Regions from separate parts of the Homo sapiens genome. Here region 2 is linked to region 1. A link is a loop called in an ENCODE intact Hi-C map of the cell type or tissue named here. Cell type or tissue: PC-9. All regions are shown on one strand. Each heading gives the region's core, and the rest is flanking DNA. Links, peaks and the distances in the headings are about the cores only.

Evidence for each region. A loop is a pair of places that touch in the nucleus more often than their neighbours do. Peaks named below come from ENCODE experiments on the same cell type or tissue, not always from the same donor. Only the 100,000 strongest peaks of a DNase experiment are listed, where the experiment ranks them.
Region 2: it touches region 1 in a loop (4-fold over the local background); 4 of 110 quality-filtered maps call a loop at or near these places.

Annotation. Positions count from the first base shown.
Region 1 is chr3:149,265,366-149,280,989 of GRCh38, forward strand. It overlaps the pseudogene CPHL1P. Among named protein-coding and RNA genes, the nearest start is that of TM4SF18-AS1, 12 kb to the right of the region's middle. RefSeq lists an enhancer at 4,179-5,378. In PC-9, for the core only: CTCF peaks have their summits at 7,959 (motif pointing left) and 8,163; DNase peaks (open chromatin) are centred at 7,956 and 12,306; H3K27ac peaks cover 1,119 bases.
Region 2 is chr3:148,711,030-148,726,653 of GRCh38, forward strand. All of the region lies in intron 2 of AGTR1 (angiotensin II receptor type 1), which reads left to right. Among named protein-coding and RNA genes, the nearest start is that of AGTR1, 21 kb to the left of the region's middle. In PC-9, for the core only: a CTCF peak has its summit at 8,158 (motif pointing left); no DNase peak of the experiment used is centred there.

The sequences.
Region 1 (15,624 bases), core at 4,327-12,326:
GGAACGCAGTATGGAGTTTCATCAAAAAACTAAAATTAGAACTATCATACAATCCACTACTGGGTATTTATCCAAAGGAAAAGAAACCAGTGTATCAAAGGGATACACCTTTGATACTACACCTCCATGTTTATTGCAGCATTATCCCCAAAAGCCAAGATATGGAATCCAACCCAAGTGTGCATTAACAAGTGAATAGTAAAGAAAATGTACTATATATACACAATGGAATGCTATTCAGCCATAAAAAAGACTGAGACCATGTTATTTGCAGCAACATGGATGCTGGGGTGCATTATATTAAGCAAAATAAACCAGGCGCAGAAAGACAAATGTCATATGCCCTCATACATGGGAGCTAGAAAAGTCGATTTTATGGAGGTAGAAAATAGAATGATGGTTACCAGAGGCTTGGAAGAATGTGTGGGGGTGGTGGTGGGGGAGTAATGGATGATGAAGAGAGGTTGGTTAATGGGTACAAACATACAATTAGATAGAAGAAATATGCCCCAGGGTTCAATAGCTCAGTGGGGTGACTATGGTTAATAACACTATATCGTATATTTCAAAATAGCCACAAGAAAAAAATTGAAAAGTTTCCACCACAAAGAAATGATAGATGTTTGAGGCAATGGATATCCTAAATGCTCTGATTTAGTTATCACATATTGTATGCGCATATCAAAATATCATATGTACCCCCTAAATCTGTACAAATATCATGTATCATTAAAAAATAATTAAAAATAAAGACGGGAAAATGTCACTTGACATAATATTCTTTGCTTTCTCAAATTCCTGTGAGTGCATTAGAGAAAAATAAGTATCATAAAGAACGTTATTTTCTGGTGGTTTTAGGACTTTGTCTGTTCTAACATGTGTCTTCACTCAGTAGGCCAGAAGAATTAAATCTCCTGTTGTCCTCAATATGGTAAATATACTTGGCAGTTGGACTATCAGAAAAACTTTTTGCCCACTTTTAAATGCTAATGAATGCCAGAGTAATGCATTTTAGTGTTAGTTTTTGGTTATTAAGACAACAATTGGTAATATAGTCTTAGGTGTTACTGAGTACATAATATTTATAGAATATAGTTTAAGGATATCACATTCAATGATTTAACTGTGCCTTCAGATCTTAGCAGGAGTGTATAAGTTGCACACAAAGAATGTTTTAAAATTTTAATAAAATGTTATTGATGACATTGTCTGCTATATTGTTAAATGTTTCATAAGTATAGAGTAAATCCATTTTAAAGTTTTGTGCTAGGAAAAAGATGAATAATATATTTTCCTTTACATTGTCGGCCAGCGCATTTAGAGAAGAATTTTGTCTAGCAATGCTCCTTGGCTTCAAAATTTTCCAATTACTTTCTTATATTTATTTTATCAGTATATTTTAATTAGATGCCTAAATCTTTTTCAGAAGTAACTAGATTATGAAATTTTTCAATTATCTTAATTATTTAACTATAAATATTTTAACCAGTGACTCATTACCTTCCAGCTGCTGTTAAATTTTTTTTAGTGAAGAAATCTATACCAGATGGAGCATAGTTCCAAAGAATTTCTTTAGCAGCAATATAGTAATGTATAACATGTGTCCCAGTAACAAAGGCTTCTGTTGAAGGTTTCTGGCAATTACTTACTTTGAAAAATGCCTGCATACTCTCTGAAAAACAGATAGAGAATGTTATTAAAACATTAAGACAATTTTCTTGGTCAATACATATTTTCAATTTTAGCCAACAATATTGAGACTTTCTATTTCTTTGAGAAATGTGATGTATGAAATCAATGGAAAAATTTAAGATGTATGAAATAAGTACAAAAGTCAGGATGCAAAAATGAATATTAAAGGCATATATATTATTAGAGAATAATAACCAGCTTTGGACCAACTCTGAAGTGAAGATGGTACCTACATACTGAGAAGAATTTGAGAGTCCAAGAACATCTTCCCTCATGAATATGAAATTACTACTACTAGTCATTAATGAGTTAGTTGGTTTATTCAATTAACTAGTTGGCTGGAAGAAAGAAACTCAAGGCATGAGAAGATCAGTCCTGTGTTTTAATTTCAGAGCACCGTTGGTGGGAATGTAAATTAATATAGACTTTATGGAAGACAATTTGGCAAAATTTGTTAAAATTAAAAGCCCTGGCAGGCAGTGGGTCACACGTGTAATCTCAGCACTTTTGGAGGCCAAGGCAGGCGGCCTCACTTGAGCCCAGCAGTTTGAGACCGGCCTGGGCAACATGACAAAACCCCATCTCTACAAAAAAAAAAAAAAAAAAATCAGCTGGGTGTGATGGTGTATGCCTGTAACGCCAACTACTCCGGAGGCTAAGGTGGGAAGACTGCTTGAGCCCAGAAGATCGAGGTTGCAGTGAGCCATGACTGCACCACTGAACTCCAGCCTGAGCAACAGAGCATGACTCAAAAAAAAAAACAAAAAAAAACCTCTCTGCCATTATATAGTTTCACTTCTTGAGAGTCATGAGAAATATTTTCACATACATGAAGAGACATATAAAAAGGTATTAAATAAGGTCAGGCACGGTGGCTCATGACTGTAATCCCAGCACTCTGGGAGGCCGAGGCGGGCGGATCACCTGAGGTCGGGAGTTCAAGACCAGCCTGACCAATATGGAGAAACCCTGTCTCTACTAAAAATACAAAATTATCTGGGCATGGTGGTGCATGCCTGTAATCCCAGCTACTCAGGAGACTGAGGCAGGAGAATCGCTTGAACTTGGGAGGCAGAGATTGCGGTGAGCTGAGATCGCGCCACTGCACTCCAGCCTGGGCAACAAGAGGGAAACTCCATCTCAAAAAAAAAAAAAAAAGGTGTTAACTATAACATTGTTAATAAACCAAAAAGGCAGTAGCAACTTAAACATCTGTTTGTAGGCAAAAGGTTAAATAAATTACAGTACAACCAAAATATGGAAAACTATGCAACAGTTAAAAAAAAAAAGTTAAATGTATAGAGAATGCATGGAAAGAGACTTCAAGACTTTGATATGAGTGATGAAAACAACAGAATATTATATGCAGTGTGATCTACTTACATAAAACAAAGCACAAAACATAGCTATGTATTTTTATTTCTACGTGTTCATGTTTATGTTGTGTGAAAGTGCATAGCGAACAGGTTTTCAAATACTTGCACAAATTGATTACAGTGGCTAAGATGGTGGTGGGGTGGAATTGGACTGATGGTGTGTCCTTAAAGCAGCTCTCCAAAACTAAACACAAACTCTGATTTATGTGCTAATTTTTTTGTAGTGTAAGCACTTCCCATTGCAACCAATTTGAAGCTACCAATAATTTAACTGCTGGATTATTTAACTCTCAGCTCTTTTGAGCTGGAGGCTAATGTATACTGCATTAGACTTCTTTCACTTTTTCTGCCTGCTTTCCTCCACCTATTTTTCTGCCTCTTTTCCTCCTTCTCTTCTTCCATTTCTCCCACTTTTTTTCCTCCTTTCTTTCCTTCCTACCTTTCTTTCCAACAAAGGTCTATTCATATATTCTTGTAATTACTTAAAAAAAATGGAGTAAATTAAAGCGCAGAAAATCTTCAGAAGGACACAGAAAGAGGAGACACACAGGAGAAAGTGATGGGATCCCATCAGCCAACTAGGCTTTGAGGCGTTTTTTCACTTGGTCTAGGGCTGACACTAGTCTTTCTGCAGGGTTGAGGTAGAAAGACTGTCTTGAGGGTATGATCTGAGAATAAGGTAGATAGGAGGTATTGGTGGAGCTGAGTATATTTTAATCTGAAAATGATCATCTTTTCTAAGTGACAACTTTTTATCACTAAATTCAGTCCTTGAGTTATAATAGCCGTGAGTGGTTTTCTTTTTCTCACACAAAAAAATAAAGTTAAATTCTGTAATTCTAATGAAAATTATGTTTTTTTCTGATTGAAAAATAACACAGAACATTTACGTGATCATATATAGAGTTTTGTCATATTCAAGAATAAAAAAGATAAACAACAACATAACTGACCATTCTGTTATTAAATGGCAAATGTGGAGAGGGAAATAAACAAAAATAAGGAGGTTTACTTGAGTAATCAATTAGAATTATTGGGTTCTGCATAATTTCTTGCTCTGCTTCCCATAGGATTTTGATTCTTGTTTCCTCAGTTAAAGAAAAAGCTGTAATAATATCTGCTCTGTCTGACACTCAGGGTTCTCACTCAGGGTTTATATTCTCACAATGAATATAAAAGTTTTTGTAAAAACAGCAACCCAATCCTATATACTTAAAAGGATTTAAAGCTGTCAGGGACCTGGGCTCCATCACTGACTGTTTCCAAAAGGAATCATATCACCTTCTTGGATATCGGTTTCTTCATTTGTAAGGTAAGGCATTTGTAATGGGCTATGACCTTGGAAGTTCTCTGACTCTGTATCACGCAAAAGTAATAGATCACTACCATGTATCTGGCATCCCAGCATCCACACTCCAGGGGCCTTGGCCACCATGAAGGCATCTTCCAGTGAGGAGGGGAAGAGCATAATGGTGTCCTTTCTGTGATTCCGAGAGATCAGAGTTTGTCCGCGGAGGTAGACGGGGTGTATGTCAGCCACGCCACCCATGCCAACAAAATACCACTGGACCCTATCTTCAGCACACATGGTGAGATTGGGCAGATTTCCATAGATGTATCCATTTATTGCTGAAAACAAATGTATATTAATCAATCAGGCATGATAGATCAGTGCCACCTGGTAAAAATTCTGTGTATTTCCTCATCATATTAATATAAACCTCACAATGTCAACATTGTTCTCACACATAATCTATAACATCTGATTTGTGTTTCATGGGAAAGGAGTCCATATGCATTGTGTATGATGAGAAGTGAGGGGAACACAAAGGTTTAAAGGCAAGAGGAGAAAAAGTTCCTGAAAGGCAGGAAGCAGTGAAAAGGGGAAAAAAATAGAAACTAAGTTCATGAGAGAAGAAACCAAGGATAAGGGTGACGGATTATGATGACATCATTTCTGAAAAATTCTATGTTGGATAAAAACACATATTCATAAAATATTTGGTCAATTATGTCTTTGTTATTCCATATTTTATTACTTAAAGTTACGTCTTTCTTAGGTTTTTACTGTCTATTTTAAATCAGTATGAGACTTCAGAAAACAAATATTGACCAAACTTTACTTGCTATTGGACTTAGGGAATGAGCAGGCTTTACTAGTGATTTGCATTTGCATGTCAACCCAGTATACTCTGATTGAAACGCTGAAAAACATAAACTCAACTAAATAAACTTGAACAAAGGGAAATGACTGAATACGATCATAGAAGTTAGAATTATAAGATATTATGTATGAGAAAGTTCTTTTAATCGTACATTGCATGCTCATGCTCTCCTCAAAACGGGGATCACTAGTATTAATCTTGCCAGATTCAGTAAATGCACGAATATTTTCATCACTATACCAGCTTCTGCTTTCATCAGTTGTAGAAAACATCAGAAAAGAAGACCTGTCAATATCTTTTTCAGTGTCTCCATTCAGTGTCCCTGAAACAAAAAACACATTTCTTACTTTTCATGTAGACATTAATTAGAACCATTGTTACAGATACAACTACTTTTACGATCTACAGTTTTGTTAATTGTTAGGGCACGTGAAAAAGGTAAATGTTTGCGATGTGGGATGTCGGTTTTTGTAAAGTTTACAACAAACTTAAAAAAGCATATTACCTATATGAAGCCATATTTAAAGAATCCATACTCATCTTTACATCAAATCAGTAACTTTCTGCAGTGTCTGCATCTGATGACCATTATCGCGTGAGATTGTTCAAAGTCTAAAAATTTGTGTTTCCTCAAACGAAGGATAACTTTAGTTCATACCAATTTATTTATTCTTCTATGCTTATATTCAACAAATATTTATTGAATATTTGTAATGTGTTAGGTACTATGACAAGTGTTGGGTTTATAAAAGTGAACAAGACAGTTATCTACCCTTGCAGGGCATACAATCAAGGGTGGACGCCATCAATTAATAAGATACTATAGTGTGTAAAGTTCTATAGTAGGGAAGAGTTCAGTGTTTGGGAGCTGGTTAATTTAATTTTGGGTATGGAAATCTTTTCTGAAGGCAGTGACACCTCAGTTGATATTTAAAGGATGAGGAGTTTGCTGGGGTGTACCTGTAGAGAAGATTCCAGGCAGCAATTAAGATAAAAGGAATTTGGACTTTATCGTCAGAACAATCAGCAGTCCTTGAAGGATTTTAAGCAAAGGAGTGACAGACTCAGAATCATCCTCCCACCTTCACCCCCCAGACAGAAAGCCAAGTGGAGATGAATTGAAAGGGGAAGCACTAGAGACTGGTGGGGCAGCTAAGAGGCTGTTGTGGGTATCCTAGCAAAAAGATGGCAGTGGCCTGAACTAGGTTAGAGTTCGTGGAGCTGAAGAGAAGTGAGCTGACCTTGTGATGTGTACGAAGTAGAGCTGGCGGGACTTGACTGATGTATTTAGCAAGTGATGAGGGAGAGGGCAGTATCAAGAATGTTACCCAAGGTTTTGTCTCCAGTGACTAATTGGAGCATACTGGGGCCATTCCCCAAGGCAGGGAACACAGAAGGAAGGGAGAGATTCAGGGCAGGAACAAATGACGGGTTTTGGAATATGACGTATTTAGGTACGGATGAAACACCCAAGTAGAGACGCCAAGTTGCCAGGCCTGACTATCAGTAAAGGAGTTTGAACCAAAGTTACAGATTTCAGACTCATTAACCCACAGATGGAAACAAATGACTCAAAATGGATAAGATCCCTCTGTGCGCTTAGATTGAACAAAAGAGAAAAGTGCTTAGGACAGTGGGAATAAAATAGTTATAATATTTAAAAAGTATATAAAAATATAATATTCTATAAAATTATTATCAGTCCCAAATATTTTATAACAGCCTTATATTTAAAACCATAGGGCATAAATCAACATAACTGTAAGTGAGAAAGTCTTTTTCTTTTTCTTTCTTTTTTTTGTAGAGACACAGTTTCACTATGTTGCCCAGGCTGGTCTCAAACTCCTGGCCTTAAGTGATCCTCCCAACCTGGCCTCCCAAAGTGCTGGGATTACAGGCATGAGCCACTGTACCCAACCAAGGAAGGCTTGATGGCAGTTCACATACTTGCCTTTGAGAATGCAAAGCATTAAGTTATCTTACTGTTTAAAAAGAAAAGGGAGAAAGTTTGGAAATGTTCAGACTAGATAGCTAATGTTTAAGTTAAATATAATAAACACATATTCTTTATCTTGCCATTATGCAGTTGAGTTCCTTGCAATTTTGAGAAGGGCAAAAAGCTCTTCCAAAGTTGGTTTAAAAAGTTATCTCCCGGCTGGGCACGGTGGCTCACACCTTTAATCCCAGCAGTTTGGGAGACCGAGACGGGCGGATCACAAGGTCAGGAGTTCAAGACCAGCCTGGCTAATATGGTGAAACCCAGCCTCTACTAAAAATACAAAAAAAAAAAAAAGTTATCTCCCAAGGAATGTAATTTGTAATCATGAGACTATGTGTGTTTGGCATAGGAAACTGCAATTATTAAAATATTTATTGTGGAGAGATGTTTGTTCACCTAAAATTTAAACTTTGATTGTCATAGGAAGTTAAATTTGCTCATTAACTTCATAATTAATCTAGTGCTGTTGCTTTGTTGATCTTGTTTTAATGAACCAAATCAGAATTTTCAAAACTCTATATTCCCTTGCAAGTTAGAAACATATCAGCAAAACTTCCTCCTTGCAAGAATTATTAATAAACTGATGATTCTAACTGATTCACCTTAAAACATAAACACAAAAAGGTGGCAGTAATTTTGAAGGAAGATGGCCGAAGTGAAGTTTATTGGGTTTGACTACCATCTAGTGACCAACCTGAATTATTGGTTGAACTGAGGGTTGGATTTGAGATCGCCATCTAGTGCTCAGAGTCCAAGATGGCAAGTTTCCATTCTTGACTGGAAAACCAAGGTTAAGGCAGGAAAATGGAGTGCCTTGGATAGTAAAATTCCTCTAGGAGAGCAGAGGACAGCCTACCCATTCTGGTTTACTCTTTTACTGCAATGAGATTTTTTTTTAAAGTTACCTCTTTTACAAGTCAGTATTGGTCCAATAAGTCCCGAAGCTACATCTCTTGCAGTGTCTATATGGGAATGGTAAATTCTTGTCACACAATTACTGTCATTGGGGCCAGGTCCCTGATGTTCTTCTACATACCACTTGTAGGTATATTGTTTCCCTGGCTCCAGATATTCATCTTCCTTTTGCAGGCCTGTCGTATTATCAGGATAGATAGCACCTAGAAAACATATTCTGCACTGTGGTTACAGTAAATATTGGATAACACTATTTTGAATGTGACTCGGGCTTCCTCCATTATGCTACTTTGTATTTCTCAAAAAGTGTGCATTTCTCCCCACCATTTCCCAGATTCCTACCTCCCTAAATCCCCTTTAGTTGGCTTCTACCTGAATGCTCAGCTTGGCTGCAGTTTTTAGACTAAATTGGAATGAGGCAGGCAGTATATAATAGGCTATCATCACTCTTACTGATGGATTCAACAAATATTTATTTTGCACCTACCATGTGCCTAGATCTCAGATGCAGAGGTAACCTCTGGACTCCCGAGTTGCCCTCCATATTTTCTTCATTGCCAGTCAGACTTGGGACCCAGGGCATCCAAGGGTGTCCCTGTTACTTCCAAGTAGCCCACTGCAGTCCGAAGGTGGCCCATGCCGTTACTCTGAACTATTACCTCAGTTCTGACTTTGGACCGTTGCTCTCCTTTCTTTCTTCTTCTCTGGCTAAAGTGTTGCCTCAGATCCTTACCCCTCGTGGCTGGATCCTGCTAACTATGAATAAAATTCCTTTATTCAATAAAAGACTTTGAAACATGAGCAGCCTCTGATTCTCTATTCTTCTTTTGGGACCCTCCTGTTCCACACTGAACATGAAGAAATTATGACTGACTGTTTTGTACTTTCTTCCTGCCCAGCGGCCCAGCTGGAACTGGCTCCAGTCATGGTCCAGTTTCCTGAGTCTGTTTCAGTCCAGAGGATTAATTCAAGGCCTGTTTTCTAGTTCTTCTTCATGCTTCCCTGACGGAATCATCAAACCTCAGTTCAAGTTTTGAGAGTTGATTAAAAAGTAAAAAAATAAAGCAAACTCTTGTTAACATTTTTCACATTATATGTCTATAATATAGACTATTTTTCTTTTTTTTTATAGACTATATTTAAAGGGCAATAATCATTGCAAGATGGTCATGTAACATGGCAAAATAATGATGACAGATGAAAGGAATGGCATATGGGATTTCCGCTGCCCTGTATTATCATAGAGCCTCTGTTGGAAGGAGCACGTATGCTATAGGTGGTACTCTTATCAAGTTGGCCTAAAATTCCAGTTTTCTAAAGATTTATGCCAGGCCTTTTAAAAACCATATTTCAAACACTGGGAAAAAATATCTGTGTTCTACTAAAGACAATTCCAAACTCTGTTTTCCTAGCTTTCCTTGTTGTCTCCCAAAAACTCACAAAATCCTATTTGTTGGCTTTCTCTTCCCTTCCTTTTTTTTTTTTTCCAAAATCATGATGTATCTGTGACTGTAGCTGTGTAGGAGAGAAGAGTCTGCCTGGAAAGTAGTGATTTCTCTTGATACTGATATCTTCCCAGAGGGTGATCCTCATCTACTAGGAAATGGAAATGAGGTGGGGGCAGAACAGGATTTCTGCCAACCTAACATTTAGCTCATGAGTGTTTCCTACAAAACGAAACAAAAAAACACCTTTTTTTTCTTTTCTGGTGAGTAAGGGAAAAGTGTTTTATTTCCTAGGAATTGCATAAGGGCTGTCACTCAATTAAGATGAGAAACTAAAAAAGGACTGTCTTGGGTATAAACTTTAAATACATCAGAAGTAGAGTCTGCATCCACTCTAAACTCCACGTAGCTCAGAATGCTGACCAGTCCATGATTACCTGGCTTTTTCTAATGCAATGTGCTCATACTCTCCATAAGCAAAACTCAGGAAAGAGGATCTGCTTACCTTCATTTTCTTTGGAGTAGGTGAGCCCATGAGGATGATAACTATAAGCTCTTGAAGCATTATTTTTTACATGTACATAAATGAAGTCTCCAGTCTCTGCTTTAATCATTGGACCTAAAAATCCCAACCAGGATGGTTTTTCAATGATCCTTTGAAATGTATTATCAGTATCAATATTGAAAATACAAAGCCTTTTTAAAAACAAAGCTCTTCCTCGCTTGACCTCCTTGTAGAAATTCTCTATAAACAAACAAAAAAGACAGAACTTTAACAAATGTTGACTGGAAAGAAACAAAGTGTTAAATAAGCTAAATGAAAAGTCAGAAGCTCAACAGCCTAATTTTGGCAGATAAAACCCAGAGGCTGGAGAAAATGTGATGGGAGTCAAAAACAGGTATAATTGGTGAGAAGAGTGTTGAAATACTGAATGAAGAAATCAAATACAAATGTAGTAAGTAAAACATGTGGCATTTTGGTTTAAAAGACATGCCAAATTCTTTAAACTGAACTGTGTCTATGTTTCTAACCCCACTTTAAGGTTACTTTAGCATTCAAGTAGTCGATCAGTTCCCATGATTTAGGACTGTTTACACATTTAAATGGATTTGTGGATTTGTTGGTAGCATTAAGGTGTTTTGCTCTTAAACCGTGGTAAATCAGAACCCCACTCATGTCCTCTATATTTCCCTCTCTCAATTATCTGAAGAGAAAAATCGAGAAAACAGCTACACACATATCAAAAGGAAAGTGTTGTTTTATACCTTATCACGTGAACAAAATTAATGATAAACAGAATTAGCTGTGATCTGCAAAATAACGTGTCAGGAAGACAAGAGTGGCGATCATTCCAGGAAAGAGCAATTTTGGATTTGTATTACTACCTCTTTTCCATACCATGTTGGAACTAAACAAACGAAGTGGTTCTAATGGCATATGTGTCCTGCAAGTGTCAATCATGAGAAAGTTTTCATCAGCATTTCATCAATGATCAACAATTACCAACTTTTGCTTCAGATAATAACTTGTTAAATGCAAAGGATTACTTACAGGTCTTCAGAAAAAGGCTTTTCATTGAGCATATTTTTACCAGAAGGAGCATAGTTCCAAATGCTTTCTTCAATGCCTATGTAGCAGTGCCTATCTATTGCCCAACCTGGAGAACTAATAAAAAACAGAAAGGTCAATGGTAAAAGTGCCTTCATTTTCAAATTCTGAGCCTGGAGAAGTTAACTGAGTAGGGCTTGCCTACCTTTTATAATCCAGGCTTTCTTCTTTCATTTGTGTCTACTGACATACATTATCTGTCTTCATTAACATATATGTCATTTCCATTCCAAGTGGTTTTGGATTTCATTGTCAGGTGAGGTGAAATGTTGCACAACACACTGGATCGTTAGGTTGCCCATCATCCACTGTCCCTTGATAATGATTATCTATTCCTAAAATATAGGAATATTCTTCTGTCTAGTCTCCAGCCTCCACTTTCTTACTATTTAGTCCATTCTACGTACCATTCCCGGAAAATTCTTGAAATGCTACCTTTATCAAGTTTTTCTACTAGATGATAATTTAAAATTTCTTGTCATTTAAGACTTTCATTAAGTTATTCTCAAATTTCTTAGCATTTAAGACTATCCATGTAATCTAGGCCCCAATCTGGTATCTCTGATATTCCAGATTTGTCCCCAAAATTCACTTATAGGATCCCTTCCCTTTGGGGAGTTTTCTTACTAGGAACACAGTGTGAGGTGGGAGAGAATGCAGAAAACCTGGAATCAGACAGCCTGTGTTTGACTCTTAGCACTGTCAGTTATCAGCAATGTGTAATTATGTAACTTCATTTCTTCATTTATAAAATGATAATATTACCTACCAGTTAGGAAGTTGTGTAAATTCAATGACAGCCATCTTACAGAGGAGCTTGCGGACACACAAGGAAGCTGATGCATAGTCAACATTTAACAAGTGTTATTTACAGTACTTCCTGTTCCTTCGTTGTTATAATGTGCTTTCTGAATTTATCTCATCTTATTTGTGCCCATTTCCCAGTCTGATTTTGCCTCCCTCAGCCTCTCTTTTTCTCGGCTAATCCAAATTTTTCCCATTCTTCAAGGCTCAACTGAAACTTCACCTTCTCAGTGAAGACTTCCCTGACCATTTCAGCTTAGAAACATGCCCCTCTCTGAATTTACCAGCTGTGACACAGACTGTCAACAAACCACATCCTGCTTCAGACTGTTGCTTAAATTTCCATGTGGTATTTACTTTACTCCAGTAGGTTATAACTCCTACAGATTAGGATAGGAAGATTAGATAGGAAGCATTTATTCTTTCTGTTTCCTGGAGATACCAAGAAATGTTAGATTTAAATGTCAAATTTATTGAACAAATAGAGTGCCTTGGCTGAGAATACAATAAGTAAGGAAAGGAGAAGGAATGTTTATAAGCCATTGATCTGATCTGGGTATCATCATGTATTGTAATATCTATTACTATTAGGTATTGTTTGAGATTTTAGAATTGGAAAGCCACAGTGTGTTTCAAAAGTTAGACTCTAATTTAGGTTTAGAAACCCATGGTTAGAAATATTAAGACAACACAATCATATGATATATGAGTAAGACCTAGTATTTGATAACACAACAGGGTGACTATAGTCAATAATAACAAATATACATAAAATAACAAAGAATGTAATTGGATTGTTTGAAACTCAATGGATAAATGCTTGGAGGGGATGGATATCCCATTCTTCATGATATGCTTATTTCACATTGCGTGCCTGTATCAAAACATCTCATGTACCCCATAAATATAGACACCTACTATATACCCACCAAAATTTTTAAAAAATTAAAAGAACATGGTGTGTATAATTTTGTAGCTTGCTTTTATTCCTCAACTATATATCTTAGATGTCTTTTATGTCAGTACCTAGAAGTCTAGTTCTTTCATTTTAACCTCAGCATAGCTTTTCCTACCTATTTTGGATATTCTATTAATATACAAACATACTATAATTTCTTTTTTCTTTTTTTTCCTTTCTTATTTTTTTTGAGACAGAGTTTCACTCTGTCGCTCAGGCTGGAGTGCAGTGGCCCAATCTCAGCTCACTGCAACCTCTGCCTCCTGGGTTCAAGTGATTCTTGGGCCTCAGACTCTGAGTAGCTGGGATTACAGGTGTGTGCAACCACACCAGGCTAATTTTTGTGTTTTTAGTAGAGATGGGGTTTCACCATGTTGGCTAGGCTGGTCTCAAACTCCTGGCCTCAAGTGATCTGCCTACCTAGGCCTTCCAAAGTGGCAGGATTACTGGCATCAGCCACGACACCCAGCCTATTTTTCAAAACACACAAAATCAAAGTGTATTTTTCCCATGTGTACATATAGATATCAATACCTATTTAAGAAAATGCCACATACTCCAAATGTCAATACTCCAAAAAGTGTTGGAGTTTTGGATGAAGAGATCAAATATAAATGTAGCAAGTAATATATGTGGCATTTTGGTTTAAAAGACATACCAAATTCTTTGGGCTGAACCATCTATATGTTTCTAGCCTCACTTTAAGGTTACTTTAGCTCTTAAGGAGTAGATCACGTTCCATGACTTAGGATTGTTTACACAATCCTTGCCTGAGCCACCGAGTGCTTTGGCAGATTTAAAGTCACCAGCAGATCTTGGAAGGAATTCAGAAAAGCTGGGTCTCCTGGAGGGACCTTGGCAATGGGAGAAACCACCCACAGGAGAACCAAGAGAAGAGATTCACATCCCACACCTTTTGGGAAACAATTGAAAGGGCTGGCAAGAAGACCCCAGTCAAACACAATGTGTCACAAGAGAAAAGGATTATACATGGGCTCTCTGCCTCAAGGAAGAAACTCAACTGGATTCAAATAGTTGGAAGCTATAGGCCCATAAATTTAGCTCTGTATATGGAAGAACTTTAAAGCCTATCCTGTCACTGTGGCCTGGACCAGCAGCTGTAAAAGGACCCACCCACCAGGTGGGAATGGGATTCTTTAAATGAGCTTTCAAAGGTCCCTTCTTCCCAACATTCTATGACTTCTACCTCATTCTCATAGGAACATTAATTTTACCCTGGAATATGGATAGCAAAGGAGCGATTCAGCTGGCATTTTTTTTTCTACACAAGGTACCCCAAAAAGTGCAAAAAAATCTCCTATATTCAATTCAAGCAGATCTACCTCCAGTTCAACTCCACCATTTACTACCTGTGTCATGTGGGACGAGCTGCATAATCATTCTGACCCAGAGTCCTGTTATTTGTAATATAAGGGTAATAATAATTAAAGTTCATGGCTCCTGCGAGGACCTGGCCTCTACTTTGACACAGAGCAGGCACATGGAAAAAGTTAGCTCTCAGCCCACTGAGAGCTACAACGAAAATGGTAGAGCATGGTATTGGTAAATATTTGTTGTTTTGGTTCTTCTCAACAGGTGACTAGGAAAATTGGCTTCTATTTTTTTTTTCTTGTTGAAGGGTGAAGGGTCAAGCACTTTTTCCTAGGTCATGTTACATACTATTGTTTGTCAGGATGAAAATAATTGTTCCAGTCCTTTCTGTTCCTCCCTGAATAGCCCTCAGTAGATCAGCCTTTTGGTACAGCAGTGTTTAAAGTTGGTCACTATCATTTGATTATATTCTTGGTTACAGCTCAAGAACATAACTCACTTTATTTAAGTTTACTTAGCCAAACTTTGTTGAATTTAGCCTGAAGGTGTGAGGCTAAATACCTTGGAGGAAATTTAGATTCCTTCCTGGTTTTTCCATTCCAGAACTGTAAATAAGTTTAAGAAATAAATACAGCAAATAAAAATGTGCATAAGGGACTAGTGATAATAACATCTGTTTGTAAAAAACTCTGCTATATAGAAAATATTTTATAAATGAAAATTATTACCCTATGTAATTTTCCCAACAGTCTCTCCCTTACCCCTGCCCCTTCCTTACATCTGATTTGTAGATAAGAGACCAAAAACTCAAAAGGTCAAGTAACTTGCTGTAGAATGCACATTTCCAAATTGTAGTGCCAGTAGTCAGCTATAGATTACTGGATTCCAAATAAAATTTTCTGTTCTTTTCATACTACCTGTAATAGCAGTGGCTTTAATAGTTTAAGTGTGTAGACTTCTATATTACCTACAAATGCTCAGTTTTTCTCAGAGTATATGGCTCTAATTATATCTTCCAACAAAGCTGATAAATTAGATATAAATGATGTTGGGGCAAGATGGGGAGTTTAAAGACACCATGGAGGATGTCAGTCACTGTTAGATCCATTTCTATTCTTTGTATTACTTCTACCAATAACCACCATTTGTTGAAAGTCAGCTCTTCCTTAGCCCTTTTGTAAATATTAGCTCTAATTGTGCCACCAACTCTGAAAGGGAAGCTTATTAAGTTCTCTTTTATAGATAAGGAAACTGGAACTTGGAGATTTTAAACAACTAACCAAAACAACTAAATGTTATTGCCAGAATTTAAATCCAGGACTTAAAGCC
Region 2 (15,624 bases), core at 3,568-11,567, 560 kb before region 1:
AACCAGGAGTCAGTTAAAGCTCTTTTCTTTATAAATTACCCAGTTTCAGGTATTCCTTTATAGCAACACAAGAATAGACCAACACAGTCACGGATAACAGTAGTTTTTCATTTTTCATCAATATAATGATCCTGCTGTATTCTTAAAGTTCTTAATCACTATTTGTCACTAATACGATAACATTAATAAAATTTGAGTCTCAGTTACTTTCCAGTCACTTATACCTAGCAGTTCAATAACATTTAGTTCCTGGACTAATGATCATGTGTTATATAAGGCAAAAAATTAAAAACAAATTTGTCTTTGAGTCATCAAAGCATCAAGGGTTTGAAATAGCTATATAACTAGCTGTGAAAAAGGGATATAAATATCCAGCTGATATTTCCTTTACACATTTAATAGTATCATTTTTCAATGAAAGCATAAATAAAATAAGTTTGGAACCAGTTTGGAATTTTTAAATATTAATCGCAGAATCTTACTAACAGAAAACAAAAGCAAGATAAATGCTAGTCATTTGTGCCTGAGTTTTTTTTTCAATAAACAGAAATGAAGCTTGCTTTAGGAAACATGTGTACTCCAAATAACCTACTATTCACACAATTCTCAGTAACATTCTTTCTTTGCTTAAATAATACAGCCAGATGTGCTTAGCACATAACTCTATAGAAAATAATAATTTAAATTAGATTTAAATAGAGATAGATAGACAGACAGACAGATAGACAGATATTTTTGAGACAAAGTCTCACTTTGTCCTCTAGGCTAGAGTGTAGTGGCATGATCATAGCTCACTGCAGCCTTAAACTCCTGGGCTCAAGCCATCCTCCTATCTCATCCTCCCAAGTATCTAGGACTACAGGCACATGCACTATGCCCAGCTAATTATTTTTTTAATTTTTTGTAGAGATGTCGTCTTGCTACATTGCCTAGGTTGCTCATGAACCCCCAGCCTCAAGTGATCCTCCTGCCTCAGCCTCCCAAAATGCTAAGATTACAGGCATGAACCACTGCACCCAACCAATATTAATATTTTTAACAATTGAAAGAGCTCAAAGAAATAGGTTTTAAATTTAGAGGCCCTGTTTTGCTGACAGGAAAGGCTTTTAGCTGGAATCAAGAGTGCTGTTGTCTTTTCCCTTCAATTAGTCATTCCTTTTAAGACTTTTAAGATTTAAATGTATGAGTCATTTTTTAAATCCCAGAAAGATCTAGTATATCTCATAAATGTAATAATACAGTGCAGACCTGGTGGAAAATAATTATTTATCTGAAACTGGGCCTCAGTGCCTTTCCTGAATCTAAACAAATGTTCATCTCACCCAGAGAACTGGGACAACAGGAACAAGGTATTGCAAGTCCAAAATCCAATCCAAAGCAGCGTTCTTCCTCCCCACCTCTAGGCAAGGCCAAAATACTTCTGCACACAGTATAGACACCAGAAAAAAACAGAGCCACTGTAGATGAAACCAGTCAGGGGGTAAGAGCTGTCTTTTGATCTAGAGCTTGCACCTTTGCTCCTCAGTAATACTCCCAGGTCAAAAAGGAAAAATAAGATGGGCAGTTGGCTGCCTCCTGGTCCCTCCAGCCTGGTCAGTGAACAGAGTGGGAAGATAAAACAGCTAAGTATCTTCCTTAACAATGCAAAGCAAGAAATCCAGTCTGCTTTGGGAAAGTGAAAGCAATGCAAATTCAGATTATTAATCATAAGAGCATCTCATGTGATATACAAAATTATTGTATAGCAGTAATGGGTCAGCCGTATTTTATTCAACACTGAACCATTAATGAATGCTAGCTAGTCTTCCTTTCACTTACAGAATGTTTATCTATACATGACTAAACAAAGAAGGAGCGCTGGAAATGATCCTGTGAAAAATACTGGCTCACAATGTATCAGCTGAGTTTGGGGCAACTGAGGTAGTAGGAGGCGCCCCCTGGACTTCTGCTGGAATTTAGATTTAAATAGATGGATGAATTAGACAAAACATACTCTCTGAAAGAGTGAGAAATACAATATTCACCAATTAAGTGAAGGAAAAATCTACACTATGAATAAAACAATAAATGTGGATACATTTGAAAATTTGAATTTCAAACCCCTTAAGATAATGTGACAAATACAACAGGCCTAATTTAACATCTTAAAGAGATCTGTGTGACCTATTTTGCAGTTTTATTTTCTTAGGACAATGCTTCAGTATCTTTAACTTTCATATTTAATCATTTTTTTTCTTTTTTGGTTTCTATGGTATCACCATCCATCAATCCATATTGGTTGGAGGGGGGGAATATATATATATATATATGTATGTCTCCCAAGAGAAAGTAATTCTGCAATCTTCCTCAGCAATTCAGTCTAACAATTAAGAACCCTTAAGCTAAATAGAAAAATTCATTTCACAGGCAAGTTTTACTCAATATGTATAATTAGTTTTAGTTAACTTTATTAATGAAATGTCGCAAATCAATTAGGTTTGCAATAATCAGATGCCGAGGACCCAAGAGGAACCATTCCTCTCACAAGAGGGGAAGGTGATACACAATTTAGTTGGGAAGCAAATGTAATTAGATTTGATCAATTGAGTATTCCTGTCCTGATGTGGAGTCAGTCACATACCCAAGCCTGAGAATATATTTGAAAAGAGGTAGAAAAAAACCCAGTATGACTTAGAAAATGTCCTTGTGGTCCTATTGGCCACAACTGGCAGCCAAAAAGGGCTTTGAAGCCACAGGTAGACAGGTTTTGTTCAGACAGGGCTATGTTTTAGATTTCTCTTTCAAATCTGAATGGTTTTACGTAGGGCAATATATAAACTTTCCTATTTGTCACAGATTCTAGCACTCTTTAATGCCTTATACTGGGTGTTTCACACAGTTATTTAACTGCCCAAATCCCAATGGCACTTCAGTTTGCAACTATCATGACCTAGAAGTTAGTTATTGAACAGTTATGAGGTAACTTAAAGTTTCTTCCCTTTGCCTCTAGAATAAGAATATCAAAGAAATGTCATGATGATAGGAATACTACTGAAAGAGGATATTAAACACTAGGTATTCCTACTTAGGGCTACAGTTTGCAGCAGATTCTATTGTGTTTCAGTCAATAAGTGTTTTTGGACACCTACATGCCAGACACTATTCTCAGCATTGAGCACAAAGTCGTGAGCAAGGTAGACAAAAATGCTTGGCCTCATAAAACTTACATTCCAGTGCATAAAGATGAGAACAATCACGTAAAATTTATAATATGTTGGATGGCATGGAAAATGGAAATAAAGTGGAAGGGAGGCTTCAGGTTAAAAAGAGTGTTTAGGGAAGGTCTTCTTAGGAAGAAGGAGGAAGCTATGTGGACATCTGGGAGAAGATCGCTCCAGGCAGAGGGTAGAGCAAATGCAAATTCCTTGAGGCAGCAATGTGCTGGCATGGTCAAGGCACAGCGAGTATGCCAGGGTCTTCAGAAACCACAGAGAAGAGTGGATAACAAAAGTGAAATCAAGTATTGAAGAGTATGAACTGACAGGAACTAGAGACATATTTAGAATGGATGCCAGAACAGGAGAAATGGGTGGGATTTTAAAAGCTAAATGATTTAAAGACTTAAAATGCTCTGAAGTGTAGTGAAATGTTCCCCAAACTGCAGATTTTCCCAGGAAACCAGGTGCATAATTTAGTCATCGATGACTGGTTCTGTGGCAATGACTCTAGTAATTAGACCCCTGCATTTTATGTCAGTTCCTTCTGGATACTCAGCTACATTATTTGGTGCTTTTGGTATACTTCAAATATGCATTGCCTATCACTGACCTGTAATCCTGTGTCTCTGGGCCTGAAAATATAACTTTTCATGTAGTAGAGAATTAGGGCTGTGCAACATTGCCACTAGATTATTTTTAATGAAAGCTTTGCCCTTTTAGATAAATACAGCAATGTATTCAAACAAGTCCTAGGGATACCACTGAGTGCAAAATGTCATGTACTAGTTATTCCATTTAAATTATTTTATCTTCAAGTCTAATAAGAAAATTCTAAATAAAATTATATATTTGGGATTGTGTGTGTATCATCCATCCACATGTAAGTAGGAATAAAATTATTTAATGGAAAATTTCAAATAGGCTAACTCTAAAAATGTACAGATAATCTGGATGAGAGAAAACTATCCTCACTTTGTGTTATTTTTCAATGGTAGCATTTTCTCATAATCCCCATGCTTTTTTCATGTCCTGCTATTCTTTAAGATTTCCTAATGAGGATTAGGGAATAGGCATATTTAACAATCTGTGTTCGCAGGTTGAAAACAAGAAAATGAAGACTAATAGTTTCTCTCCTGTTAATTTGATTTTCTACAGCTCCTCTCCTACCAGCTTAGGCAGAGGACTTAGTTACTATTTCCAATAGATGGGAGCCAAGGAAAAGACAAGCATCTGTGATGTCATGTCTCCCCCAAACGGGTAGCTGCCTCACCAGCCTCCATTAGAGACATCCCCCAGAGTAAGAAATAAGAAATAATCATGAGTAGAATGAGAAAAAAATGCAGCTTCCTTTATCTGAGAAAAACAATAGTAGCTCAATGCTGTGGCCTAAAGGGCTTTGAAAATAATGCAATTTCTGATAAAAATAAATGCCATTATTCTTGCTTATTGTCACTGTTTTAGTCAAATAAGATTTTAGCAAGCATATTTCAAATTGTTCTAAATCTAAGTAAATTGGTAATTAAATGCTATCATTAGAAAGTATTTTAATATCAGAAAAATTGGACCATAAGAAAGTTAGTTTACCCTTGTATTCATATATACATGTGCTTTGTGCTAAAAATTGTTATCATTTAGTGAGAACCTGTGACTATATTAATTAATTTAATTTAATCTTCATATTTCTCTGACCGTTAGAGAGTTTGTGACTTGGATAACTTTCAAACAACTAGTACCCTGATGGAAATCCAGAATTTTGTTAACCCAGATCACAGCTGCATACTTAAATGCTATGCAACAGTGGCACTTACCCCCAAACCGTATCCTATGGAAATGCCTTTTTAGCAAATTAAACTGAATTGTGTTCAGAGATCCACAGGTCTAAGCAACATTAGGGAAGGGGTAAAGTAGTCCTCAGCAAGGCCCTTTTCAGAGCACTCCACCAGTGCCCTTGTCCTCCTGGGCAGAGCTCCTCAGCTATACTCCCTTTCCTAGTCTACCCTATCCCACAACGGAACCATACTTCTCTCATGGAAGCCCTGGTCTCACAGAACTAAAAAGGAGGCTCCTAGAAATGGGGTTGTGTTGAGTTGACAGAGATGTGTGGCTCTTTAAACTGAAATATAATCCAAAGAGAACAAGATCTAGTAGAATTTCAGGTCCTAAGCCTGGTTAAATTTCAGGTCCTAAGGCTGGTTAATAGTACAAATACAGTTATTTATTTATAACTAGTGCAAATACAGTTATTTATTTATAACTATACAGGAATTTATTTCCCAGTACCTTCTATATTACTAACATCCCATAAAACCAGCCATGTAAGGAACTAGAACATTTTGAGAATATGCAATACATAACCTTAAACAAGAAGTTTTCATTCCTAATTAAAAAAAATAAGCTAGTTCATCACAACTTCCTTCAAATCCTTCTGCCACTGATTTCTCTCCTGAAAAGAGATATTATACGGCATTTTAGAGAAAACAAACATCTCTAAGTCACAAGGAGTGGAATAATCAAAGTTGCATTTTAAGCAAGATTATGGTTTTTTCTTTGAGTTCTCTGAATTTGAATAGTTTCTTAACCTTAGTTTTTTAACTGCTCTGAAAATGGTTTCTGTCCCTGGTGGACTCTTGTTTCAATGCAGTTATTTTGTCTGGTAGAGTCACAGAGTTAAGCTGTCATTCAGATCAGAAAAAATAAAAGAGAGAGATGAATTAATCTCAATGGCACAGTCTCCTTATTCAAAAAATAAAAATAAAAATAAATCTCAAGTCCAACAATGAATCATCTTTGAGACTCTCCCAAGTGATCTAGTTTTAAGGGCAAAAACTTTGGGGAAACTGTTGGGGGAGCAACTGGTGCCCAGTACTGTTTCACACACGTGGTTTTTCTTATCTATTGCTCACACACTTAGACATAACTGGAATTATTGCCTTTGTATTGTTGTTGCCATTTTATAAAGGAAGACAAAAAAGATCAGACAAAATAATAGTGAACATCTATTAATTGGACACTTACTGGTGTCAGGCACTGTGTCATGCACTGTGTCAGGCACTGTATTTTCTTATTTAATCCAACAAAAAAAAATAGGCTAAATTATCTTATTGGCTCAATTTTCTTTACAGAAACTGAGCCTAAATTTCCCAAATGGCTAACCAATGCCAGGGCCAGCAACTCAAATTTGGGAGTAATTCCGACACCTAGGTTCCAACCATTTTTCTCCCAGAAATAACCCACCAAATTCACCAGAGTCTAAGATCTTACTGTTACTGTTTAATTAACTGCTACAATTGCAGCATTTTAAAAAAATATAAATGAGCACTGTGCTAGTATTTAATTATAGCTTTATACTGATACTGGGTACAAGTATAAGCTAACACCATTTTGAATTATAGTAGAAGAGTCAGGAGCTCTGAGAGGAATGTTCAGGATAGAATAAAGCAGATATTTTAATGTCTCATTTCAGTGAGGAAAATTGTTAATTCATATGCCACCAGCCATCGGCAGAAATGTAACAGGAAATGAAGAAAAACTTAATTACTTTAAATACAGTGGTCTGTAGTACAAATTATTGTGCCGTGAATTAGTTTCCTTCTGCTGTAGAATTGATCATTTTGATTATGTAGCCAAGCAGTGTAAGACATTACTAAAATTATTCTTGAATCCTACCTTTGAGATCTATATAAAACACTAGGCAATTTGCCTGCAAATACATAGAAAACAATTTTTAAAAGGATTGGGATGAGTTATTTTCCCCTCTGTTAAATATTAGCCTTTGAAATGAACCCAGCTGATCTGCCAAATAACACTTGGAAATTGTTGTGTTTTAATAAAGTGACAGACTGAGAGGGAAGCCACACTAGACGTCCTTATGCTTTTAGAGGCCTTACAGGGCAGGAACATTATGCAATAATGCCTTTTAAAAGAAGTGAGCTTCCTAGTATTACACCTTGCCTGGCAACAAATGTAGCCACTTACTGAAATGCAGGCGTAATTAGAATCTATGAAAATCTAGCATCAGAATCCCAAACCTCTATGCAATACTCAGTAAATTACAGCTTTTATGTCTGTAATATTTTCAACCATTCTACTTAAATATGTGAATACATGAGTGTGGAGTTCTTTAGGAGGCCTGCTGCATATGCTAGGGAAAGGTTTCATCATTTCTAATCAGGATGGCTCTGTAAATGGGATGCCTCATGTTCAGGTTTCTGGAAGGCTCAGAGCCTGGGCTTCTACTGGCAGAGGGTAGACCCAAATGGACTACTCTAGTGAAAATCTCCAGGTGAACATGGAACGCAGTGAAAACCTGGGGTATCCAACTTGCAGTATAGGCCACCAGCAAGTGTCACCTCTATTATAACTTTAACCAGGCAAGCTCAGTCTCATGCATTAGTTTATAAAATTGCAACAGAGCCTTCTAAGACTGAAAGGACATTAGTTTTTAAACCTATATATTATGACCTAATTAAATGAAATTTTATTTTAAAGCCCTCATAAAAGTAGTAAAATTGGTGTTTTAAATAAACCAAATGGGAATTCAACCACTTTAATTTTTCTTTTGTTCCAATAGGAAAATAAATGCTTTAAAATTTGAAGTTGAAACATGGGTTTTAAATATATTGAGATAAAAACTATTTTGCATAGGCATTTTGAAGAAAATAAATTTTGTTCTCGTGATTTGTGATTGGCCATTGATTTCCGTGTTTAAGATTATGAAGGTGTGCTCAGCTGTCTACTAGAAATAACAGGGGAGACTCAGTCTTGTTTCAAATGGAAGGGCTCCTATTCGGTTTTCTCCTTCATTTCTTAAAGTGTTGTGATTTTTTTATTCCCTGGTGTTATGTCTTGAGATTTTAAATCTTAAAACATGCAATTAGGTATTGAAGTTGAAAGCTGGAAGTCTCAGCCAGCTAGTAATGGTTTTTTAAAATAGGTAATACAGACCTCTAGTGGTTGAACAGTTTGAAAGCCTCTGCAAGAAAAGGAAATTGCGCAGAAAGTGCCTGCATTTTAAGGGGAAAAGTTAGTTAAAATTATTCAGATGATAAAATTCACATATTTCATAGGAAAAAAAAAGCCAGAATGGGCTTCAAGGGAAGGTGGCACACTTCCCATCCTTTTAGATGTTCCTCAATTCCTCTAAATAAGCAAAAACTCTCTGGCCAAAGTCACAGTAAGAAGTCTGGATCTGTATTATTTTTCTCTAAAAGATCTTGTGAACAGAGCTGCTAGATCTCTGTATTATATGAAACATATATTTTTGTACACAGTTTTGCCTCACTGGGGCTTTGCTTCCTTTGTACTCCAGAGGCTCCCCATGAAAACAATCTGCAGCCACCTCAACTTGCCTGTGCTGTTCTCAGGTTCTGTCCATGGGGAGCCACACTTCAGTGAGCTCAGCGATTGGATGGCTTTTTAGTCTACATGAGAGGGAAACTCCATGTGCCTCTAGACTAGTGCTTCTCAAACTCTAATGAACACCCAAGTCATCTGGGGAATCTGCTTGAAATGCAGATTCTATCTCGGTCTGGGGTGGGGCCTGAGGCTGTCTTGTTCGTAAACTCCCAGTTGATGCTAACGCTGCCCATCCAGGGCCACCCAGAGCAGCAAGCCGGTTCTATGACAGCTCTCTTTATTTTTTAGTTACATATTTTGTTTTTACTCATTTCTTCTTTGTTTGCTCTTTTACTTTAATAACTTCTGTTAAATTTTTAATATTTGGATCTGTAAAACATTTAAAGTTCTCTTTCACTTCACTATGTACAAGTATCTCTGGGAATCTGTTATTGAAGTTTTGAGAAGTTGATCTCACATTTTAAAAATAGATTCAGTGTCATCTCTTTATCTTGAAAAGTTCATGGTAGTTGTGAGCATCTCTCTAACCACTTGAAGCTATTGGGTTAGAGGTAGCTACAATTAAATATCTGATTAGCCATATTGGGAGAGTGGGTGAAAACAGGTTTTGTGCATGTGGTAGATGTGTAGGAAGCTAAGGACCCAAAAAACAACCACATCATAAAATCAAGCAGAAACACACACACACCACACACACACACAGAGGCTCAAAGCATAAGTGTCAACAGATCAGAAGAAAACATGGGAGAATGTATTTTTTCATACCAAATTATTAAAATTCCATCATCTAAATAACTTCCTATCATAGCATGTTGTCGACCTCATTTTTCAAATCCATAATTTTAGAACTTATGTCGTGGGGTAGTCTAAAAGCCTCTTGCAAACTTTTAACATCTAGTTTCAAATCAAAAATAATATATTAACAAGCTGTAGCATAGAGGGAGTACATAAATTATCATCATTGCCCTGCATGAATAGTAATTCACAGGTTTGGCTCACACACAACTTAGATGAAATAATTAACTATGTACAGTACTTAACAGTATAAAAGTAATTAATCTAGCTGCCTCGTACCGGTTTGGCCTAAATAAACATGCAATAAAAAAGCCATAGGATTTTATTATTTTTTTACTCACGTTACTACTTTAGTGTGTTGGAATTTTAATATGTCAGAAGAAAGATATCTTTGCATTAAAAAATCATTTTCTTTTCAAATGTTAATGTACTGATTATAACTAAGTGAATTCCATATATTTATAATTGTGGGCAGATGTTCTCAATTAATAGTTTTATTCATTCTACTTCACAGTTTAGTGAAAAGGATTATTTTAAATTAAGGTGTAAATAAGAACAAATGAGATTTTTATTACTACAAATCACACAGAATTTGTTGGTGGTGCTATAATCCTGTGTAGGTATAGCTTTGGCAAAACATTTCAGATAAGCTTGTTTTTTGCCCCATGGGTTCTGGGACGAGGTGAGTTGTCTGTTTGTCCTATAAGGTTCAGAAAGGTAAAAGGGCAAGGTCATTAATTGGCTAGAGGGCAACAAAGAAGGTAGTTATCCCTGTGTGGTCAAGAAAAAGTGGCTCAGGTTATCTTGCTCGGGAGAGAAAATGTTCATTCAGCTCCAGTCCTTTTGGTAAAAGCCCACTCTCAGTGTATGAGTGTTCCTTTGCCTAATCATGTAGACTATAACATGTTTTCCCCTATATGACTCCATCGATTAATCATTGCAGTATTATCCCCACTTCATAAATGGGCAAAGAGGAGGATGAAGCCGAGTAGTTCTTCCAAAATCAAGTAGCATGTAAGATGTAGGAGCAAAACTCAAATCCAGAGACTTCTGCTTCCAGCCAAGATGGAATAACAGGGACTAGATTTACCTCCCCACCTAAAACAATTTTAAAAACTGGACATACATATGAAACAATGGTTTTCAAGAGAGTGGACATCAGATAACAAAGGGCAGTGATCCCTGGAGGATAGGAAACAAATGACCTGGGATTGTCCCAGCCCACTGCCTGGAGGGAGTTTGCAGGCATGATACAGGGATGGTACACCCAGGCAGAACTCGAGGTCCTCTCTGAGTTAAGGACACAGAGCTGGGAGTCCAGAGAGGCCAAGGAGGCTAGAGTTCAGAGTACCAGAGAGTTGAGAGCTGCACAGAGAACCCAGAGATCTGCAAATGGTACCCCTTGTGCTTCAGTGCATGTGGGCAAATAATCACCCAAACGTATTAGAGAGAACAAGCCCCAGAGGTCATCAAGAGCTAGAAAATAGTTGCTATTTCCACCAGCCACAGTGGAAAGTCTCATAATTCATGGAGCATCAGGTAGCATACTCAGTAGGTTCTTGCCTCAGGAATGGGAAAAATTTAGCCCTAGACTAATTGCTGCTCTGGTACCACCTAAGAAACCGTAAAAGTCAGACTCAAAAGAATTAAATTATTTGCAAGTAACTCAACTGCTTTTCAGAAAACAACTGGAGAAATTTTGTAGGAATACAAAAGCATCCAATATCCAACAAAGTAAAATTCACAATGTTTAGCATCCATTATAAAATCACCAGGCATGCGAAGAAGCTGGAAAGTACAACCCATAAAAAGAAAAAAATGAATAGAAACAGACCCAGTCAGTAATGACACAGATGATAGGATTATTACACTATTACATTAAATGGTTATTATGACTATTTCATATGTTCAAAATGCTTGATGGAAGTTTGAACATATTAAATGAAGACATGGGAGATATAAAAAAGACTGAAATTGAACTTCTAGAGATGAAAACTACAATGTCTGAGATGAAAACTTAAACTGAGACTTCAGATGCTAAGACTACATTTGTTTCACATCCCCACAACATTCTTCCCTGGACGCTGAGTTTCCTCCCAGCAGCTGAATACTTCATGCTTCATCCTTTCTTAATGCTGAACTCTCAGAAAAAGTCCTTCATTCTAAGAAGAGGCGGGAGGGTGCCACTCTGTAGCCCCTTTCTCATCTCACTCTGGTCCCTGCTGGCCTGGAACAGATTCCACTCCCTTCATGCACTGATACTCCACTCTAGACTGAGCCTCTTCATGAGGTAGCCATCAAGCCATCCGCAGTCATCAACATGGCACCTTCTGAGTCAGTTACAAGAGTTTGCATCATCAGACCACCATTTTCCGTCTCTGTTTTCTGACTTACCCCAAAACTCTAGTTAAAACTCATGAAATATTATCTCTTCACATGAAATACAATTAATATGGAAGTCAGCATTTTTGCATCTCCCAACGCTTCACATCCAAGGAGCTGTGTATGAAATCATGAACTATGTTCTTCCAGCCAACCAAGCAATTAACCAAAGTATACATGTCCATGTTGTCCTTGTACAGAGTTTGAAATATGCTCATGAGAATTAAACTATTTTTCAGTAAATCTGAAAAATCAACTTGCTTGTCCAGGAAGTTTTATTAGGGATAGAATCCCAAACAATGAATGTGCTAGCCAAGTGTTACTATTAATCAGAAATACTCCATATTCATCCAGGATTAATCCTGTGTAACTCCCTCAGTCAGTGTAGCAATGTGTTCTCTTCCTGCACTTTTTTTATGTGTGTGTATTCCCAAATCTGCAGTGAATGTATTTAGGAAATACATTAGTATCAAAAGGACAAATGTAGCCTTAAAACATAAATGTACAGATAATTTCCTATTTGTAGCAAAGTTCACTTCAGAAACACTTGATAAGAACTATTCAAAAATAAATATTTTCAGTATTTATTTAAAATATTTTAAAATGTAAACTCCTCACCAGTCATCTAGCCAGGGCCACTGAGTGTGGCTCTATGAAATAGCTTCAGTCCCTTTCACTACTGATGACCTTTTGAACACAAGATAATATTTGTCGAGTAAATGTCAAAATAGTATAAGAATACCCAAATCATGGATTCTATGCTGTATTCACTCACATAGAGACTTCACTTTGGAGCACTTCAGAGCAGCAACAGCTCTAAGAGATGTAACAGTATGCTTTCCAGGATAGAAGAACGAAAAGGGAAAAATAAGTTGCTAGCAAGAACAATGAGGGGTAGGGGTGAAGTTCAGGCTGCCATTCTGAAAGCTTCCTCAGACTGAGTCAGGCACATCTCACGAAGTGCAGACTATGCAAGCTGGCTGTGTGAGATCAAGGGTAGACAGTTGACTCATCCTGTCACATCTCTGTGTTTTACCGTAACCTCCAACTATTCAGCCATGAATCGCTGCATGTGGAATGGAAGGGGGAATGTCTAACAAACAGAGACATACTTCAAGTCTTCAGTCTAGTTAAAACATTGGAATGAGGGTCTGCAACATCTTTCTGGGGCTTGGAGTCTCGTCTCAGTTCTAAAATGAGATGGTTGGCCTGGATCCTAAGTTTCAAATTGGCAGCCTTTTTAACTAAATCTAATCTAGAAGAGTTCTGTTAGGTTCCACAGTGTTGGGTTTTAAAATATATATATATATTAGTTGAAAACATTTTAAAATAGGATCTTTCACATGAAATTTGAAATTTTAAGTTTATATTTTAAAGTTAGCTGTTTTCCCCCACCTCATTACAATTGGCACAGTTGACTATAGCTGAGAAGTGACCCCGTGGCCCCCCTCCAAGAAAGGGGGAGGGCCCTCCATTCACCACCATGTCCACTTCACCTATTTCTCCCAGCCTATATATGTATTTGAATATGTGAACCCTGGAATGCATAATGTCTAGGGACCATAACAACAATAGAATGCTATGAATCTCTGACTTACAAGGACTCTCTTATGAATCTCTGACTTACAAGGACTCTCTTATGAATCTCTGACTTACAAGGAAAACAAAAGACTGTAGAGAATAGTAGTTCAACCACATTTTAGGTTAAAATAGACTTTACTTGGATAACCTGACAACCAAAACATCTTTGATAATATAGTAATTGTGTATGTTTACCAGACAAAGGGTATACATGTATATTCTTGTATTTCTCTTAAGAAGAAAATCAATAAATTTGACCCATGAATTTCTTTCTATAGCAGACATTTTTGTGACTTCCTGACTCACAGGAGATACAGCTACCCTCCAAACCTAAATCAAAAGTCCGTAAGTTGCAGAATGACTTTTTATGTAAAGAGAACATACTAGTTTCTGATAAGATATAAAGAAACCATGTAATTTATCTAGGGAATGACTCTAAGCTGATCATTGACTTATTTACACAACTATAGCTACTGGAATAGACTGATTCCAAAAATATATTTTCTCTGAATTAGAATCTTTTTCATATCAAAATATCCAAAATTATTAGCATATTATGTTATTCTCACAAAGTCCTAATGAACTTCACAAATCTGCCTGCTCTATTCTGAGTACAAAAAATATTTAGCCTAATTTGTTTTTCCATTATTTTATATAGTAATAAAGTAATACCAAAAATGTTATTGCCAGAAACAATACAGTGTTGTATAATTATTAGAAAGTGAACTCATGAAATTCTATTAAAAAACAACAATTACCACATGTTAAGTCAGATAATTCACAGAAGAGACTTATATGAATACTAGGGGAGCTGTAGGCAACAAAATTTTTCTCTGAATCCTGCATTTTGAAGGAAGTTTCTGTCATTTAATTAGTTGAGGTTTGATTCACCAACCAAAGGTCTATAGTGTGATATATTTTCTTCCTCCAACATAAAGTTAACTTAAAGTCATTTGTACTTTATGTGTTTATTCTTTCACTTCTTCCCCAAAAGTAATTCTTTAAATTGCTTTATGGGATTAATAACAAATTATATCATTATATATTTTTGTATTATTAGGGCTTCTAACTTCATTATAATCAATTTATTGGCCATATATAATAATGCAACAAATTACATCTGTAAAGTAAAATTTTATGACGCAATTTACTTAGTATATGTATAAGTCTCATTCTGCTGCCCAGGCTGGAGTGCAGTGGCGCGATCTTGGCTCACTGCAACCTTCGCCTCCTCCTGGGTTCAAGCGATTCTCCTGCCTCAGACTCCCAAGTAGCTGGGATTACAGGCATCCGCCACCATGCCCAGCTAATTTTTGTATTTTTATTAGAGACGGGGTTTCACCATGTTGGCCAGGCTGGTCTCAAACTCTTGACCTCAAATGATCCACCCGCCTCAGCCTCCCAAAGTGCTGGGATTACATGCATGAGCCACCACACCCGGCCGGAGACAGGTTCTCCCTGACCTGTGAGACTGCAAAGGTGGTGTTTCCTATGAGTCCAGCCAGATAATAGACTCTGCTAACATTAATTAAATTAATATTCCTTTTTAAGATTCTAGGTGCTGAATATATATCTCTTGGTCTATAAATTAGCTTCGCACTTCAGCTATTTAGCAAACTTGTTTTTTATTGTATCTAGTGTATTCATACTGAATGGGTATAATATACTGTCTTTTGAAAAAGTTATTTTGTACACATAATCTTAAAACACTCTTCCAAGGGCAAGGTAGAGGCTTCATAATATTATTTCCATTTGTCAGATCAATGAAGGTTTAATGATTTGTCCAAGATCTCAATTTCTAGAGAAGCGAAGAAGAATCCCCCAATTCTAGTTCTAAGTTTCTTTTTTCCCTTGCTAAATCCTGCAGTCTACTGATTTTTTTTTTTTTAGACGGAGTCTCGCTCTGTTGCCCAGGCTGGAGTGCAATGGCATGATCTCAGCTCACTGCAACTTCCACCTCCTGGGTTCAAGTGATTCTCCTACATCAGCCTCCCGAGTAGATGGGATTACAGGTGCATGCCACCATGCCTGGCTAATTTTTGTATTTTTAGTAGAGACGGGGTTTCACCATGCTGGCCAGGCTGGTCTCGAGCTCCTGACCTTGTGATCCGCCCACCTTGGCCTCCCAAAGTGCTGGGATTACAGGCGTGAGCCAACATGCCTGGCCTGCAGTCAACTGATTTATGTTCATCACCTTCTTAAGTTAAATTGCTCTTTTACTCATTGCCTTTGGTTTTGTGTGTTAAGATTCAGCATCAGCATTCATGATATCTTTTCACTCTTAATTCTGAGTGTTTCCGTCCGTTTTTTTAAT